Regions from separate parts of the Homo sapiens genome. Here region 1 is linked to region 2. A link is a loop called in an ENCODE intact Hi-C map of the cell type or tissue named here. Cell type or tissue: OCI-LY7. All regions are shown on one strand.

Region 1 (8,000 bases), 71 kb before region 2:
GCAGGCATTCCAGAAACCTGACATAAGGTCGTGGCTCTTAGCATACGTGTCCATTTCGAACTGGGACATGGTTGGCTGTACCTGGAGGATTGGGCAGAGGAGAACAGTGCTCGATGTGGGCCCCAGCCCCCACTCCTCTTCCTGGGCCCCAACCTCCAGGCACCTGTTTGTCGATGAAGTGGCGCCATTCGGGTGTGGCACAAAAAGCCTGGAAGTCTTCAAAGAAGGTGGGGCTGCCATTGGTGGGTGGCAGGGAGGGCAGTCCCCACTGCAGCCCCAGCGGCTCATAGGCACGGTCTAGCAGCGTGCGCACCAGTGGCACCAGCCAGGAGCAGCGCTCTGCAGCTGCTGCAGCTGCTGCAGCTGCAAGTGGGGACCCTGCCTCATCAGTGGCTGACTCCAAGGAAGAGGTGTTCAGCACCCGCCCCAGTGCAGCCTCCAGCTTGGAGAGCACATAGCAGGCCTCCTCGCGGCGGGCTGGCACTGCAGTCTGTAGCAGCATGTGCAATCTCACGTAGGCCTGGGCATGCAGCTGTGGGCGCAAGAGAGATGAGTGGCACCCAGCCACTCTTGGAGCTCCCGACATCTCACACGCCCCCTGCCCCCATGCTCACCCTGTGCTCACCTGTGGGTCTTCCAGCAGGATGTAGCCAAGTACAAGCCGTAGGCCAATCTGCGCCATCTCACGGAGATCAGCTGTGCCGTTGGCCAGGTGGGGCCAGGCTCCCAGGCGATCAAGTAGGCTGCATACACCTTCAAAGAGCTGCCACAGAAAACAGGTTCCCAACAGACATCACCAGGGGAGGCCAGGAGTCCATGGAAAGGGAGCAAAGTAAAGTTTGCGCTGGGGGCCAGGTAGGGTTTGTGCACACAGGCAAGTCCACACTCACAGGCATTCATGCTGATGCACCCACACCTGCGCACGTGTACCCATCCACCTCCCAGACCAGATCCCTGCAGGCTTGCATGAACATGAGTGTTCATGTGGCTCACGCCTCTCTGAGGGGTCGCACCTTCTCACTCCACAGTTCCTGGTTACCATGGCCTTCAGCACACAGGAAGTCCTGCAGCAGACGCAGCAGCCAAAGCGCTTGCTGGGTGAGGCTGGCCAGGACCCCCACGGGGGCCTCTTTGATGTCGGTCAGGGCTGACTCCAGCATCATCTCCAGGAGGCTGGCGGGTGAGTGGGGAACTCAAGGGTCTACCTGACTATCTTCTCTCCTTCCCCCGAGGCTTCCTGAAGCCCCTCCCCCTCCAGACTTTCCCTCTCACCTGCGCTTGATGCAGTCTGGTGGGCGCACAAGTGTGGCTGAGGCCCCCAGCTGGGTGAGCACTGAGAAAACCTGGCCACGCTCCCGCCAGGCAGCCTCATCGCTGCCTTCCACGCCACGCCACGTCACCGAGAACAGCACGTTGGTGAGCAGATTGCACAACTCTTCCTCAGAGGTTTGCTGTGGGCACAGGTGGGTGGTGTGGGCGTGGGTTGTGGGCGGCTAAGGGAGGGAATCAGGCTGACGCCCACCCATCCCCACTCAGCACCCCTCCTGGGGTAGCCACCCAGGAGTCAGAGCATTTGGCTAACAGTGAGCCTGGCACTAAGGGCCTGGAAGAATGGTATAGGGGTCTCAACTACTACCTGAGTTCCAGGCAGAATCCTGGGGTCTTGCCAGACTCCCAAGAGGAGATGAGGCAGTTCACATAGAACAAGCAGAGGCCCATCCCCAAACCCAGAAGCCCAGGGCAGGGCCTTTGGAGTTTGCTGCCCTTGGACCCTGTGAGGTGTCTGCCCTACAGGCTCTCTTGAGGGCCCTTCTGAAGCCTGGCTGGTGTCACCCACTGTGGCTCATCATGACTCACCCTGTTCCAGGAGCCCTCTGGGAACACAACTGCAGATGAGAGCTATGAGGGGACAGCAATAGGCCTGACCAGTGGCTGCAACCCTGGTCAGACAGGGCCACACCTTTGGAGAGGCTACACTGCCAGCCCTGTGTACCAGAAGTGTCCTCCCTTGGGTACCATGCAGTGGCAGAGGGTGGGCCCACCTCACCTGTGGGTTGCTGGTGTTCGAGGTATCATCCCCGCTAATGGTGGGCTCCGGGAGGCTGCCGTCCTCCAGCACATTGGAGAGACTGGAGCTGTGGCGGCCAGGAGCAGCAGGAAAGGGCCGCGGCCCATCCAGTGGCGAAGGAGTGCCGGGCTGGCTGGCTGGAGTAAGAGTCCCACTGCTGCCGCCACCACCAGCAGTGTTGCCTGATCCTACACTAGACCGTTCCAGGCCCAGGTCAAAGGGCGTGCAGAATGGGGAGAGAGCATGGTAAAAGCCATCAGGGTCAGGGCAGGGGGCCTCTGAGGGCAGGAAGACATCTGAAGGCTCAGCAGGTGACTCAGTGGGTGGCTTGGGTGGGGCTGGCTTGGGGGAGGTAGGTGACTCTGGGGAAGACGGAGGGGGGCTGCCGGCTGTGGCAGCCTCCAGGACATATAGCCGGGTCAGCACATCTTGCCAGCCAGCCTGTCGGGCCAGAAGCCGCACTACATCTGGCTGTCCGTAGATGAGGTGGAAAAGCTGCAGGCGAGAGCACAGCAAGTGAGGACGCATCCAACTGCCTGCTCCAGACCCTCATCCAGGGCCTTTGCAGAGGAGGGCTCCAGAGACCCCTCATGAGACAGGCAAGGTGGAAGGCCAGAGGGTAGAAGCCACCCTCCCCCTCCCCCAAAGCTTTTACCTCTCATGCTCACCTGGCGACAGATGTCTAGGCGAACGCTGAGGTCAGCCTGGAGGGACAGCTGTACCACAGCCAGCAGATCTGAGAGGTTCAGGCAATCTGGGGGGATGGGTTGGGGGGACCTGAGGGACTGACCAGACTAGAAAGGGCAGGGCCCAGCCCTGGCCCCTATGCCACTATCTTCCTTCTTCCGGCCTGCCTGCCCTGTTTTTCTGACATGTCACCCCCTCCACTTGGCCTTAACCAGGTTGTACCTGCCCCCAGGAACAGCTTGTAGAGGCCCTGGCAGAGCTGGGGGGAAACAGTCCCCTCAGGCAAGCAGGCAACCAGACCCTGGAGACCACACTCCCGCAGCCGGAGGCGCTGGCGGCTCCGCTCAGGTAGCCGCTCATTCTGCTGCAGTCTGCGCAGGATCTGTGTGGGGGTCATCGGAGGACTGTCATCATGTGGAAGGAGTTACTGTAGGAGGGGAAGTCACCGTGCAGGTGTGTGGCTCAAGAGGCCCTTGAAGGCAGCTTCATCCGCTGGCCCAAGGCCTGCTGTACCTCCCTGAACCCCAGGCAGGGGCCCCAGTGAATGGGATGCCAGGGGAGGGGGTGGGCTGGGTGTACCTTGCAGACTCGATCGGGCAGCAGGGGCAGTGACCCTGGCCGCACTAGCAGGGCCAGTAGCACTTCGAGGTTCCCTGGCTCCAACAGAAAGACAGCCAAGGACTCCTGCACCAGGGAACCGTGCAGCAGGGCCAGCAGCAGGTCCAGCGCACCCACCGCCTGGGGATGCAGGGTCTCACACTGTGTCGGGCCCCCACTCCCCTCACCCAAGCCTCCCGCTCCCCAACCTCCAGCCTACCTGACCGTCATCGCCTGTGGCCGCCAAAAAGCTCAGCATGGTCTGCGTGACCTGCACGTCATCTGCTGAGAGACTCCGCACCAGGAACTCCCTCGCCAGGCCCAGGAGGGAGGTCTGCACGGTGCGTAGGTCGTCAGCAGCCAGGGGGCGCTCCCGCTGCGGGCTGGCAGGTCAGTAGGCACACCCAGCCAGGTCCCAAAGAAAGGCGGGGAGAGAGGGTGGGCAGGTGAGTCAGGGAAGCGCACCGCCCAGTCCCCAAGGCCGGAGGCCACTGTGTCAGCCCCCCATGGCCCATCTGGCCCCACTGGCCTCACCTGTAGTGGGTGCGCAGAGCATCCAAGATAAACTGGACGCCGTACTTCTTCCGCAGCTTCTGTCTGTGCTCCCGAACTATGCTGGACATGTACTGGATGTGACCTGAGCGGGAATGAGCAGAGGGCTCAGGCCACTAGGCTGAGCTGGGCCCTTCAGATCCTCCAGGCCAGGGCCATGTGCCTGTCAGACTTCCAGGGCAGGGTCATAGTCCCCTCAGCCGCCCCATGGCATTCTGGATTCCTAACAGGTGAGTCCCTCAGATCCCCCAGAGCAGAGTTCTAACTTCTCAGTGCTCAGCTGCCCTATGGCCGGCCCCTTGCTCAGGTCCTCACACCTACCGAGGCGCACGGCGAAGTCACTGAGGGTCCAGAGGTGAAAGTTGAAGAGCAAATGCTGGTAGAGTAGGTACAGGAGGGGCCCGCTGCCCTCAGCTGCCACCTGCTCCATCAGCAGCTGGGCGGACATGAGCACGTTCATGTCCATGGCCCAGCTTGGGACCTGGGATAAGACAGGAGCTGGAGTGAGGGCTCAGGCTCTGCCTGTCTGCTGTCTGAGCTTTTCAGCTGCCACTCTTCCCTGCACAGCCATGACGGCCACAAACATGGCCACCAGCCTGCTCAGAACCCTTTGGGGGCTTCCTGCCGCCTCTGACACGCAAGCCTCCTGCCTGCTGTGCGGGTCCCTGCCCCGACCTGTGCTGGGCCTTTCCCCAGATCCTCCAGACCCAACCCTGCTCGGCCTTTCAGGCCCCACTCAAGTGGCAACTCTCCCAGGAGGTTCTTCATGACTGACAGGGTTCCCCACTCAGTCCCCTCGGTCAGACAGGCTGACCATACCCCTAACCCCCATGCCTGTCCCACCGGGCCCCACCTTTCGCAGGAGGGCCCCGATGATGGCAGGCCCCTGGCACTGCACCAGGCTCTCTTGGTTCACCATGTGACCCTGAAGGAAGTTCCGCAGCATCAGCAGAAAAGCAGCCACTGCGTTCCTCTCCATCCGTTCCTCTGCCAGCCATCAGGAAGGGGACAGATGTGTGTCAAGGGCCTGCCAGTGGCCAGGAGACCTTGGGCATTCCACCCCCCTACCATGCCAAGATTCCCTCTCCACAACATAGGCACCAGGAACACTTACCTGAAGATTTACCCAATGGGAGAACCAGGCCCTGGGTGTTGTGACCAGAGGTCAGTTCAGGACCCACGAGGTCATGCGTTTCAGCTGGACCTGCTTCAGCCTCTTTGGGCTGTGCAGCTACTCGCTCCAGCAGGGGCAGCAGGGCACCCATACCCCCAACGCAGTTCACCACATCCTGGGGGAAGGAGGATGGCAGTGAGGGGGACCTTCCAGCCAGTTTCCTGCCCTACTCCACCCCAGCAGACCACCCAGAAAGGAAGTTTTGCTCTCTTGAGCTGGACTGTCCAAATCCTCCCCAGGCACAGCGCTGCTCCCCAGCTGACTCCGAACACACATGTGCCCCATATTCATGCCTCCTGCACACACCACCCACACGTGCTCACAGACCTTCACATCCCAGGTCTCCACTCTGTGGCCCGTCAGGCGCCCATCAAGCCCATGACTGGGGGACAGGTCCAGGCAGATGTTGTTCTTACAAGCCTAGGGATAGGGGAATGGGCAGGCAGCCAGGGTCAGAGGGAGGAGGGGGTGGCAGGCAGAGTGTGGGAGCCGGGGAAGTAGCACAGTCGAGCCAACCACTCCCCTGGGGCCCCCAAATACCTGAGGTGAGTAATGGAGGAGCAGCCTGGTGCTGAGCTCATGCAGCTCCCCCTCAGGCTTGAAGGGTGCCGTCTCATTGGGCCCTGGGAGGTGGGCAGGGGGCTTCAGACCTTGCTAGGCCTCTGGCCAAACCCCATCCAGAGACTGCCTGACCACAGGAGAGACCCCCAGAGATGCCTTCTCCCCCCGGACCCCTAGCTTCTGGCCTGGGGCTGTGGCAGAGATGGAGAATGCTGCATACCCAGGGTGCACAGGGTCCTCAGAGCCGTCGCCTGCAGGGCTTCGTGAAAGATGGCCACAGCCCCCAGCTCACCCTCCAGGGATGTGGGGCTGCCCCACCGAGTGTCCTGGGTGCCTGCGAGGGTAGAGTCGATGCTGCCCTCCTGCAGGGGGGCCACCAGCCCGGACCCCCAGCCAAGCCCTGTGGAGGCTGGGACTGACTGGGAGCGGGTGAGGGCGGGGTGAGTGTAGGCCAGGGTGGCGGGGACTGGTGGTGTGGGCAGCCCTGTGGTGGTGGTCGTTGTGCGGTATCCAGCGGAGCCGATACAGCAGGAGGAGAAAGGCTGTGGGGCCGGGGTTGGGGGAGCGGTCAGGTCACAGCAGAACCTGGGGCTCCGCCTACAACCAGTTCCTCACAGTGACCCCCATGGCTGCATGGACCCCAGTGGCTAAAGTCAGGCCTGTGGGGCAGCACGGGACACAAGGGCTCCAGGCTACACCTGCCCACTGTGTTCCAAGTCCTCCCATCTACCCAAGGCCTCCCCAAACCTTGCTTGGCACACCTCACTGAGGGAGGGGCAGCGAAGGGGTGCTGTCTTGACCAGATGGCCGTCTTTGTAGACATGGACCAGGTTCTGGCTGAAGGGCCGGCGCCCAGGCACATGGACGATAGCCACGCAGTGCTAGAACAGAAGCCTCACATTAGGCCATACTTGGGACTCAGCACCCCTCTCTCTACTGGGCCACATGAGAAGGATGGGGTCTCACCCAGGCAGAGTCGGCAAAGGACACTTCGGGCAAACTCATGGTCAAATACTCCTTCCGTGTGCACACAGCCACCACCAGGGTCCCGGCCGCCGTGAAGAAGGCCTCAAACCCTGAGCCGCTGCTGGTAAAGAAGCTGGGGGCAGGCAAGCCAGTTATGTCTGCTTGTTCCTGCTCACCCTGGCAGGAGGTCCCTGGCCCCTGGCAGTCACCCACCTGTACAGCTGCTTTCGCTGGAGTGGTCGGGTGGGGGCAGGGGTAGGTGCTGTATCCATAGGGTGCAGACAGAGCCAGGCATGAAAGGTGAAGCCAGGCCCTGGCCATCGCTGTACAGGGGGTACCATGATGCCCGCCATGCTGGGCGTGAGGTCAAAGTAGCGCAGAGCACGTGCAGGACCCTGGTGCCTGGCCATGCCTGATAATGTGCGGATGACAGCACCTGCGTGTCGGGCCTTTCCAGCCTCAGCTCCGCCTGGTTCCGAGTCCAATCCTGGCCGGGGGCGCAGCAGGTGACGCAGCTCCATGGGCCTTATTGATACACGGCCCAGTGCTTGTAGCAGTGCCAGCAGCTGCTCTTGGCAGCGGGCCTCCAGGGCTAGCCCTGTGCTGAGTGTCTCCAACAGGCAGCCCACCAGGCCTGCCTGCACACAGGTGGCACGGCTGGCAGGGCAGCTGTCACAGAGCCACCTGAGGCGTTGCGCTAGGAAGAGCCGCAGCTCAGCGGTGGGCAATGACGGCAGCCACTGCGCCAGCACCAGTACCGGCTGCTCGTTGCGGATTGGTGGAGGTGGGCACATGCTGTGGTCACCCTCCACAGCCTGTGGGTGGAGAGAATGACAGTCCCTGGTCAGCTGTGGCACCCTGTCAACAGTGGGACTTTCTGGCTCCATTTACTTGCCTACGGCAGCAGTCAGCAACATGATCTACTCCATCCTGCCCACAGGTTGTGTGTGAGGCTCAGGAAAGTCAGAGGGGCACAGATGACAGTCACTACTACTAAGAGTCCTTCAGCATTGTTAATCCCTCAACCTTAGTTTTCAGCCTGGGTTGGCCTAACCCCTAACTGCATGTTCCTAAGATAATCCTGGGGCTTGCTCACATGCAGTTGCTTCCAGGACCCCTACAGGGCCAGAATCCTCATTCCAGTGACACTAACAGACATGGCCAGGCTACAGGTAACAGTATGTACTGGCCGCAGTCAATACGGTCCCCCAGGGTGGAGAGCTCACCATCTGTGGTAACCCTGACTCAGTTCTGGTTGCCTTTGGGACCCTGGTCCCAAGCCCCTTCCCTCACCATGTTGAGCAGCTCTTGCAACAGCCGATGGGTGGGGGGACCATGGCTCTGCAGAACCTCCTGCAGGTGAGGGTAGCCGATGCGCTCCTTAAACACCTCCTG
Region 2 (8,000 bases):
AGAAGGAAACTCTATGGAATGCAAACTTGGCATTCCCTGTTGCTTTGCCACAAAGAAGTTGCTTAGGGGTTGGCTGCCCCGGCCCAGCCACATTCCTGCCCTCTCTGCTGGGCACAACTTCTTTGCTTCCAAATGTCTTCTCAAGTCATTGAAAGGCTCAGAGAGCCCCAGGCTACCCATAAAGCTCTTTCTTGAGTGCCTTCTGAATTCCTTTATCCAGCTTGAGGCAATGTATGCTGAGCCCCTCCTGGAGCTGCCTGGTGCATTTAGGGCAGGCTGTGAAAGACAGACATGCAGCCGACACAGGGCCACGTGCATGGAGTGGGGCCTGCTGTGGAGAGGGTAGAGAGGCAAGTGGGGCAAAGGGGGCCCAGGAGAAGGGCGGTTACTGTGCCTCAGGGTGAGTAGGGACACTGGGAGGGGCCCACAGGGCCACCTCCTGGAGCTGGCTCTTTAAGCGTGATGGACGGGGAAGTGTGTAGCTGAGGGGGTGAGCAGGCTGTGGGGCCAGGACCACGTGAAGAAGCTTAGACTTGTTTTGGGGACACTGGGGTCCCTGAGTCAGAGGGAGGGCCAGTGGAGGCACTGAGGTGGCTGATGTGTCTGCTCCTGTGGAGAGACAGCAAAGCTCCACCCAGACACTGGCTGCCGGTATAGGGTGGACTTTGGGTGGCCTAGGGCATTTGGTGCAAAGGATAGTGTCTTAGAAGCCATTGGGCTTTCTGGGCTGCCCTCCTTCCCATAGACTCTGGGGGCAGAAAGCCCCAAAAAAGCATGGCTTGGTCTCTGCTTCCCTTTGGCTAGGGGACAGCCTGGCCCTAAGCCACAGAGACTGGCCACCAGCAGAGCTGAGGTGCTGGTGCTGCCTGACTCAGAACCCTGCCACAGTCTTCTGCTGCCTTATGGCCCCTCTGCCTGTTTCCTCTTTATGTTTTTGAGTACTTCGTTGGTTGTTTCTGTGTAGGAAGAATACTGATTAGAAATTCCGGAAACTACAGAAAATCAGAGAAGCAAGTAAAAATCACTCAGAGCTGGACATGGTGGCTCATGCCTGTAGTCCCAGCTATTCAGGAGGCTGAGACAGGAGGATTGCTTAAGCCCAGGAGATCAAGTCCAGCCTGAGCAACATAGGGAGACCCCCATCTCTTTTTTTTTTTTTTTTTTTTTTTTTTGAGATGGGGTCTTGCTGTTCTCGCCCAGGCTGGAGTGCAGTGGCACCATCTCGGCTCACTGCAACCTCTGCCTCCCAGGTTCAAGTGATTCTCCTGCCTCAGCCTCCTGAGTAGCTGGGATTACAGGCACCCGCCACCACATCTGGCTAATTTTTGTTTTTTTAGTAGAGATGGGGTTTCACCATGTTGGTTGGCCAGACTGTTCTTGAACTCCTGACCTCAGGTGATCCACCCGCCTCGGCCTCCCAAAGTGTTGGAATTACAGGTGTGAGCCACCATGCCCAGCCAAGACCCCCATCTCTTGAAAAAAAGTCAGTCCTAGAGATAACCACTGTCAACATTTTTGTTGTTTTTATTTCTTTTCTTTTAGCTAGAGCTAGTACCTTCTCCCCTTAGCAACTTCCTCATTCTAAAATGGGGGTGGCAGAACCATTGTTTGGCTCCAGTTGTCCTCAGAAAGGTGGCTTCCAGATGCCAGTGACTGCTGGTGAGTGCAGGCTGCTTCAGTATTTCCTGGCCAGCTGACAAGGTGTTAGGTGTTGGCCTGCCCTACTGCTCTGGCTGGCACCATCTCGTCACACCCTGCCCAGTCTCCAAGAGCTGTGGTGGCCCCGGACACTGTAAGGCTATGGGAGCTCCTAGGATAGCAGCCTGGACCTGCTTTGTGTGTGAACCTGTTGTCCTACTATTTGTTTCTTGACTTTCCTTTTTTATCTCCATTCTTGTCTCCTTTTGGATTTTTTTGTTTTTAATTATTCCACTTTCTTCCTCTGTTAACTTGTTAATTGTATGCTGTTTTCCCTTTCTTTTAGTGATTTCCACAGGCATAACAACATACATCCTTAACTTATCAAAGTCTAATAGAAAATAGTAGTATTTTTACCATTTCCTCTACAGTGCTTAGGACCTTAGAACACTTTAAGGCTATTTGCCACTCTGCCTTTTACACTATTGTTGCTATATTTTAAATACTATAAGTTGTTATTACTCTTTTATACAGTCAATATTCATTTAAATTCTCTTTTCCCCCTGCTTTTTTTTTGAGACAGGGTCTTGCTTTGTCACCTAGGCTGGAGTGCAGAGTGTGATCATAGCTCTCTGCAGCCTTGAACGCCTGGCTCAAGCAATCCTCTTGCCTTAGCCTCCGAAGTAGCTGGGATTACAGACACAAGCCATTGTATTTACCCTTTCTGAGGCATTTTATTTTTTCCCTGCAATTCCATGTTTCCGTCTGAGATCATTTTCCTCTAGCCTAAAGTATTCCTTTTAGTATTTCTTGAATAACGGATTCACTGATAACTGATTCTCCTAACCTTTCTTTGTCTGAAAAAGTCTTTCTCTTGAAGGCTTCTTAACTAGATTTAGAATTTTGTGTGACATTTATTTTGTCCACACTTCTGAGATACCATTTCATGGTCTTATGGTTTCCATAGTTGCAGTTGAGAAGTCAGTAGTCTGTTTTAGTTTCTGCTTAAACACACTTTTTTTTTTCTCTCCAGGCCCATGAGATTATATGAGGTTGGTGCAAAAGTAATTGTGGTTTCTGCCACTATGTTCAATGGCAAAAACCACAGTTATTTTTGCATCAACCTAATGGGAAGCTCTGCTCAGTCTCTCAGCTTTTCAGCTGCTGCATGTAAATAGACATGCTTTAAGGGGAAAGAGGGACGTGATGTCAGGCTCACTTTGTTGTACTTCCCTTATCTCCATGATTGCAGCCCCTGAAATCCTTGCTGTCTTGGTACTTCTCTAAAGCCATTTAAAATACATATATATACATTTTTTTTTTTTGAGACAGTCTGCAGCCTAGGCTGGAGTGCAGTGGTGCGATCTCAGCTCACTGCAACCTCTGCCTCCTCAGTTCAAGCGATTCTCCTGCTTCAGCCTCCTGAATAGCTGAGATTACAGGCATGTGGCACCATACCCACCTAATTTTTGTATTTTTAGTAGAGACCGGGTTTCGCCCTGTTGGCCAGGCTGGGCTCAAACTCCTGACCTAAAGTGATCCACCTGCTTTTATAAGGGAGGTTAAATCTTGGGCCTGTGTTGGAAAGGCCAGGTCCCCAAGCTGAACCCCCCCATGCTCCTTGACCTCTCCCAGAGACTCCTGTCCTTTGGTAGTGGTGGAATTCCGGGGGTGGGCAGTTAAGTGGGCATTAGGGAGGGGAAGTCTCTTAGCTCTCCACGCTAAGGGGACTGGAGGTCAGAGACTGCACCATTTTCACGCGATCACACAACAGTGGCTGCACATCAGATTAACCCTCCAAGAGTGAGTCTGGGGAGGGCGTGGACCCAGCTTGATAGAGCTGGATGCACCCAGCACAGCCGTAATGTTTCTAAATGTGGAAACTGAGGCCCAGAATGAGACCTTCCCATGGTGGTCGGGATCTAGATGTTCTTGGCTGCTTGGCCAGTGCTCCGCTCTGGGGGTGGCAGGGCACAGTGGGCGCAAGGCTCTGCTCCCGCCTCTTGCTTCTGGTTCACTCCTCCAGTTGGCCTTCTGAAGCCTCGGGCAGTGGGTGGGTCTGGAGGCATGGGTGCGTGTTGCTGCTGTGAGTTCTGGGTACAGTTCCCTGTGGCCTCTCCTCTCTCCTTCTGATTTCTCACAGAACCCTGGAGACCGTTTCTGAAAGCGACAGTTTTTTTTCTTACTAATCCCTGCAGTTTTCTTCCCACACCCAGTTTCTCTTCCTCATTTCTCCCCACCCTGTTGTGAACGAAAGCCTTTGCACCCAGTCATGCCCCACTTTGTCTCCCTGTACCTCTGTGACCTGACATGTACCTCCAGGCCCGAGGCAGGTGTTCAAGGATGGGGGACGGGGTGGGGTATCTCTGGGCCTTCTGGGAGTGCAGGTGGGCTTCCTCCACACAGGCTATGCTGGTACTGCCCCATCGCCCGCAGTGGTTCAGCCCAGCCCCAAGGCTCCAGGCTCAGGGGCCCTGGCAGGAAGGAAGGAGATGGTAAGTAAGCTGGGGGCAGGAAGCAGGTGGAGCCCTTAAATAGGAGAGTGAATAGCATCTGAAAGCCCCTGAGTCCAAAGCACTGCCGCTTGCTAGCTGTGTAGCCACAGACACCCCTGCCTCTGGGAAAGCTTGCTTTTGCAGGGCCTGAGGAAGTCAGCAGCACTTTTACCTGGTCCAGACAGAGGGCTTGGGAGATGGCAGACTGTGGGAGGCCTGTTGGGAAATTGTTTCCTGCCTTAGAGGCCCAGGACTTTTCTGAGGGACCACTGGTCAAGAACCGAAAGAGGTACTGGGGAAGGAGGAGGACCTGCGGCCTAGTCTCACCTGGCCAGCATCTGAGGGGCCACTCCTGCATCCCCTGGGGCTAGGGGTCTGTCCCACTGCCTCTGCCTTGCCTTTCTTAGACCCTGCAGCCCCCAGGACCTCTCGCCCTGCCGCCCTGTGGAGTTACCAGGGACACATTTTCCTGGGAGCCTGCTTCTGTGTGTGTGGGGCTAGGATTTGATGAGCCCCTGAGCCAGAGAGGACCCCAGTGAGTTCTTGGTTCAGCCACCCCTGCCTGAAAAGACTGAGGCAGGAAGAACATAAAAACATAGTAGCTAGCCGCAGCTCCTGCCGGGAGATTCTGGCCCCTTGTGGCTCCTCTCTCTTCATGGAGGCCTTTGGGGCTGTTCAGTTCTCACTGCTGTCCTGGTGGACTGTGGCCTTCCCAGCCTTGCACATGGTCATGCCTATTTTCACAGCCCTCACTGGCCACTCTCAACAGTCTTGGAGCTGAGTCAGCCTCTCGTGTGCTTTGTGCCTTGACCCTGTCCGCGTCATTGCAGGCCCAGGCGCCACCTCCTCCTGGAGTGTCTCCCCTCCACATTCCCACAGCTGTAGGCAGCCACGCCCCTCTGGAGCCCTCCAGCACCTGCTTCTCTGTCCACATGTCACTCCTCACTGCCACATGCCCCTGGCCCAGCACACCCAGATGCTTTTCTCTAAGTAGTTGAGGCGTATTCCATGGCATGAGCCCCAGGGCAGGAAGGCTCTGAAGAGGGGCCAGACTTGGGGAATTTGTGGGTGACCACTGGCCTTCTCTTTTGGGAATCACTCAGCCTAGGAGCTTTAGCCCTGGCTGGGAGTTATACATTGCCTTGAGCTAAGATGTGCAGCCACTGCTGTGTGATCCTATGAAAAGGGTACAGTCTCTCTGACCTCCAGTCCCCTTATCTGTCAAATGGGATGATCCAGGAGAGACACCCTGTGAATGCTCCCTAGGCGTCCTTGGCCCAGCTCTGGAAGAGAACCGTACTCCAACAGAGTAGACAGGGCCTCTGGAGGGCAGCCAGTCCCGCTAAGTGGCAGGGGACGGTGCCAAGGGGCCTGCCTGATGACACTCCATTCTGTGCTTCTCCTCCTTACCAGGCTATCTCCAGAGAGTGCAGAGGAAATTCAGGAATTCACGGGCTATGCAAATTGTATGAATGAATGAATGAGACCATGTCACACACTGACTTCATCTCTGCTTGTTCCCTCTATTCTTGCAGGGAACTTAGGCTGCGGAACTATGTCCCGGAGGATGAGGACCTGAAGAAGAGGAGGGTGCCCCAGGCCAAACCGGTTGCAGGTAAGCAAGCTGTCCCTCTCCACCTCTGCTTCCTGGCACTGTCAGCCACCCTCCACCTCAGCAGGCTTTGCTCTCTGAGAATAACCAGCAGTACCAGGACAGGAGTTGGGCCTGCAGGCAGGACCCTTTGTTACCATCTCATGGCAGATGCACACAGTCGGCCTTCGGCAGCAGCAGAGGCTGTCGGGGCACTGAAGAGTCCTCTTGTGCCTTCTCAGTCCTGCTCACACCCTGAGACCGAGGCCTCCCAGGGATCTGAGTGGGGTTTGAAAAAGGCCACATCCTCTCAGAGGACTCCTGGCTGAGAAGTGGATGTGGTCATGGGGCCCTTGGGCAGCAGGGCAGGGTGATGGGTCCTGTGGGCCCTGGGTGGGTCAGAGACAGGGGCCAGTCATTCAGCCACACACAGCAGTGGACGGGCAGTGTGGAGCACTGAGGCAGGGGAGAGGGCCTGGCCCAGGGCTTGCCTAGACTCTTGCCATGGCGTGGGAACAGCACAGCCACCAGGAGCTTCTGGCCGTCCACACCACTCATGCCAGGAAGTTTCTTAGTCCTGCGGATCCCTGGGCCCTTGCCCTGGAGGGTCCCCATTTTAATTCTTTATGTTTGTTATTTATTTTATTTTATTTTATTTTATTTTGAGATGGAGTCTCGCTCTGTCGCCTAGGCTGGAGTGCAGTGGCATAATCTCAGCTCACTGTAACCTCAGCCTCCTGAGTAGCTGGGATTACAGGTGTGTGCCACTGCGCCTGGCTAATTTTTGTGTTTTTAGTAGAGACAGGGTTTCACCATGTCGGCCAGGCTGGTCTTGAACTCCTCCTGACCTCAAGTGATCCACCCGCCTTGGCGTCCCAAAGTGCTGGGATTCCAGGTGTGAGCCACTGTGCCTTGCCTTGTTATCAACTTTTTTTGAATTGCATAAGTAACAAGTGAATAAATACATTTATCTTGGGAAAAAGTAAAGTGTTGCCCATTTGGCCACATCCCGGTCTGCTTCCCCACTTCCTTCATCCCTGAAATCCAGACACTTCCCCGTGATTTGCTTTGTAGTTTGGGCCCCACCTGGTAGGGTAATGGTGCACTGGGGGATAGTAGGCAGGACAGAGAGGTGAGGAACTGCCCAGGTCAGGGGAAGCCCTCAACTCTCATCTGTATCTGGAGGGAGGTGAGGCAGAGCAGGAGGGCACTCATGGGCCCACTGAATGCCAGGGGTTGGAGGAAGCCCACAGAGCCCAGAGTTGTTAGTGCTTCTGCCATTTGTCCCCAAGGGGCAGGACCCTCCTAGTCAGATTGCTCAGAGGCCCACTATGCTGGCAGTAGCTTGGAGGAGCTGGGAGGTGCCTGTGCCCTGGTCTTGGGAGCATACACCTGAGGTGGGATGGAGGAAAAGCCACCTGTGGCTCTGGCTAGGCCGGGACCCAGAGGACATCCTCAGAGCCCAGGAGCCCTGGGATTATGTGAGAAGCCAGTCCTCACTTTGTATGTATCCAGGCAGCTCTCTGGTCTTGTAGTTATTGTCAGCATCCATGCTTCCTGACTGACTGTGGCTGGCTGCCTCCTGCTGTCCCATTCTTGGCCTGTGGGGAATGCTTCATCCTGGGAAACCCAGGCCCCTCCTCCAGAGCTGCCTTTGCAGGGTCTTCACCTCTGGCTGGTTGCGGGCCACACAGAGGTGGGAGCAAGGAAGCCTGGGGTCCCGTCTCTCCCTGGGGGCCACGGTAGGCAGTGTCCCTGCAGAGTGGCAGCGCGTTTTCCACAGGCCTTCTCTGTTTAATTGCACCCTCTAGTGGAGGAGAAGGTGAAGGAGCAGCTGGAGGCCGCCAAGCCCGAGCCCGTCATCGAGGAGGTGGTGAGTGCCTGGACCACCCTGGCATCCTCGCTGCTTCTGTGTGTCCTGTTTCTCTTCGCCACTTGCTCTCCCTCTGCCCCCCATTCCTTCTCGTCACTTCTTTATTCCCTTCCCACCAGCCCCTTTGCTCTCGTCCCTCTCCTTCCTCCTCCTCTTTCTCCCATTTCCCTCCTTCTCGAGCCTGCCCTCCCCCTTGTCCTGGGGTGGCCCCTCCACCCTGATGTGTGTCTCCTCCCTTCCCAGGACCTGGCCAACCTCGCTCCTCGGAAGCCTGACTGGTGAGTGTTGCCCGTGCGTGGCGGGTGCAGGCTGACTCGGGGACTCTTGGTGCCAGCATGGGCCTGGGGCTTGGCCCTTCCTGCCGTCACAGTGCAGAGACTGGCAGTACAGACATAGAGTTACA

The links. A loop is a pair of places that touch in the nucleus more often than their neighbours do. Peaks named below come from ENCODE experiments on the same cell type or tissue, not always from the same donor. Only the 100,000 strongest peaks of a DNase experiment are listed, where the experiment ranks them.
Region 1: it touches region 2 in a loop (5-fold over the local background); 95 of 110 quality-filtered maps call a loop at or near these places.

The regions. Positions count from the first base shown.
Region 1 is chr3:46,994,452-47,002,451 of GRCh38, reverse strand. NBEAL2 (neurobeachin like 2) reads right to left here. Exons shown (of 54, transcript NM_015175.3): 12 at 7,899-7,997; 13 at 6,819-7,420; 14 at 6,606-6,738; 15 at 6,401-6,520; 16 at 5,860-6,181; 17 at 5,619-5,701; 18 at 5,406-5,498; 19 at 5,019-5,193; 20 at 4,758-4,891; 21 at 4,226-4,385; 22 at 3,887-3,989; 23 at 3,573-3,735; 24 at 3,335-3,493; 25 at 2,978-3,137; 7 more. Among named protein-coding and RNA genes, the nearest start is that of NBEAL2, 19 kb to the right of the region's middle. RefSeq lists an enhancer at 3,946-4,839. In OCI-LY7, a CTCF peak has its summit at 3,723; a DNase peak (open chromatin) is centred at 3,711.
Region 2 is chr3:46,923,204-46,931,203 of GRCh38, reverse strand. It overlaps CCDC12 (coiled-coil domain containing 12), which reads left to right. Exons shown (of 7, transcript NM_001277074.2): 3 at 5,669-5,748; 4 at 7,536-7,597; 5 at 7,841-7,875. Among named protein-coding and RNA genes, the nearest start is that of PTH1R, 49 kb to the right of the region's middle. RefSeq lists enhancers at 1-83, 528-577, 84-599, 3,599-3,978, 6,068-6,569. In OCI-LY7, CTCF peaks have their summits at 7,337 (motif pointing left) and 7,537 (motif pointing left); DNase peaks (open chromatin) are centred at 1,633, 2,713, 4,063, 7,523 and 1 weaker place; H3K4me3 peaks cover 5,792 bases; H3K27ac peaks cover 7,364 bases.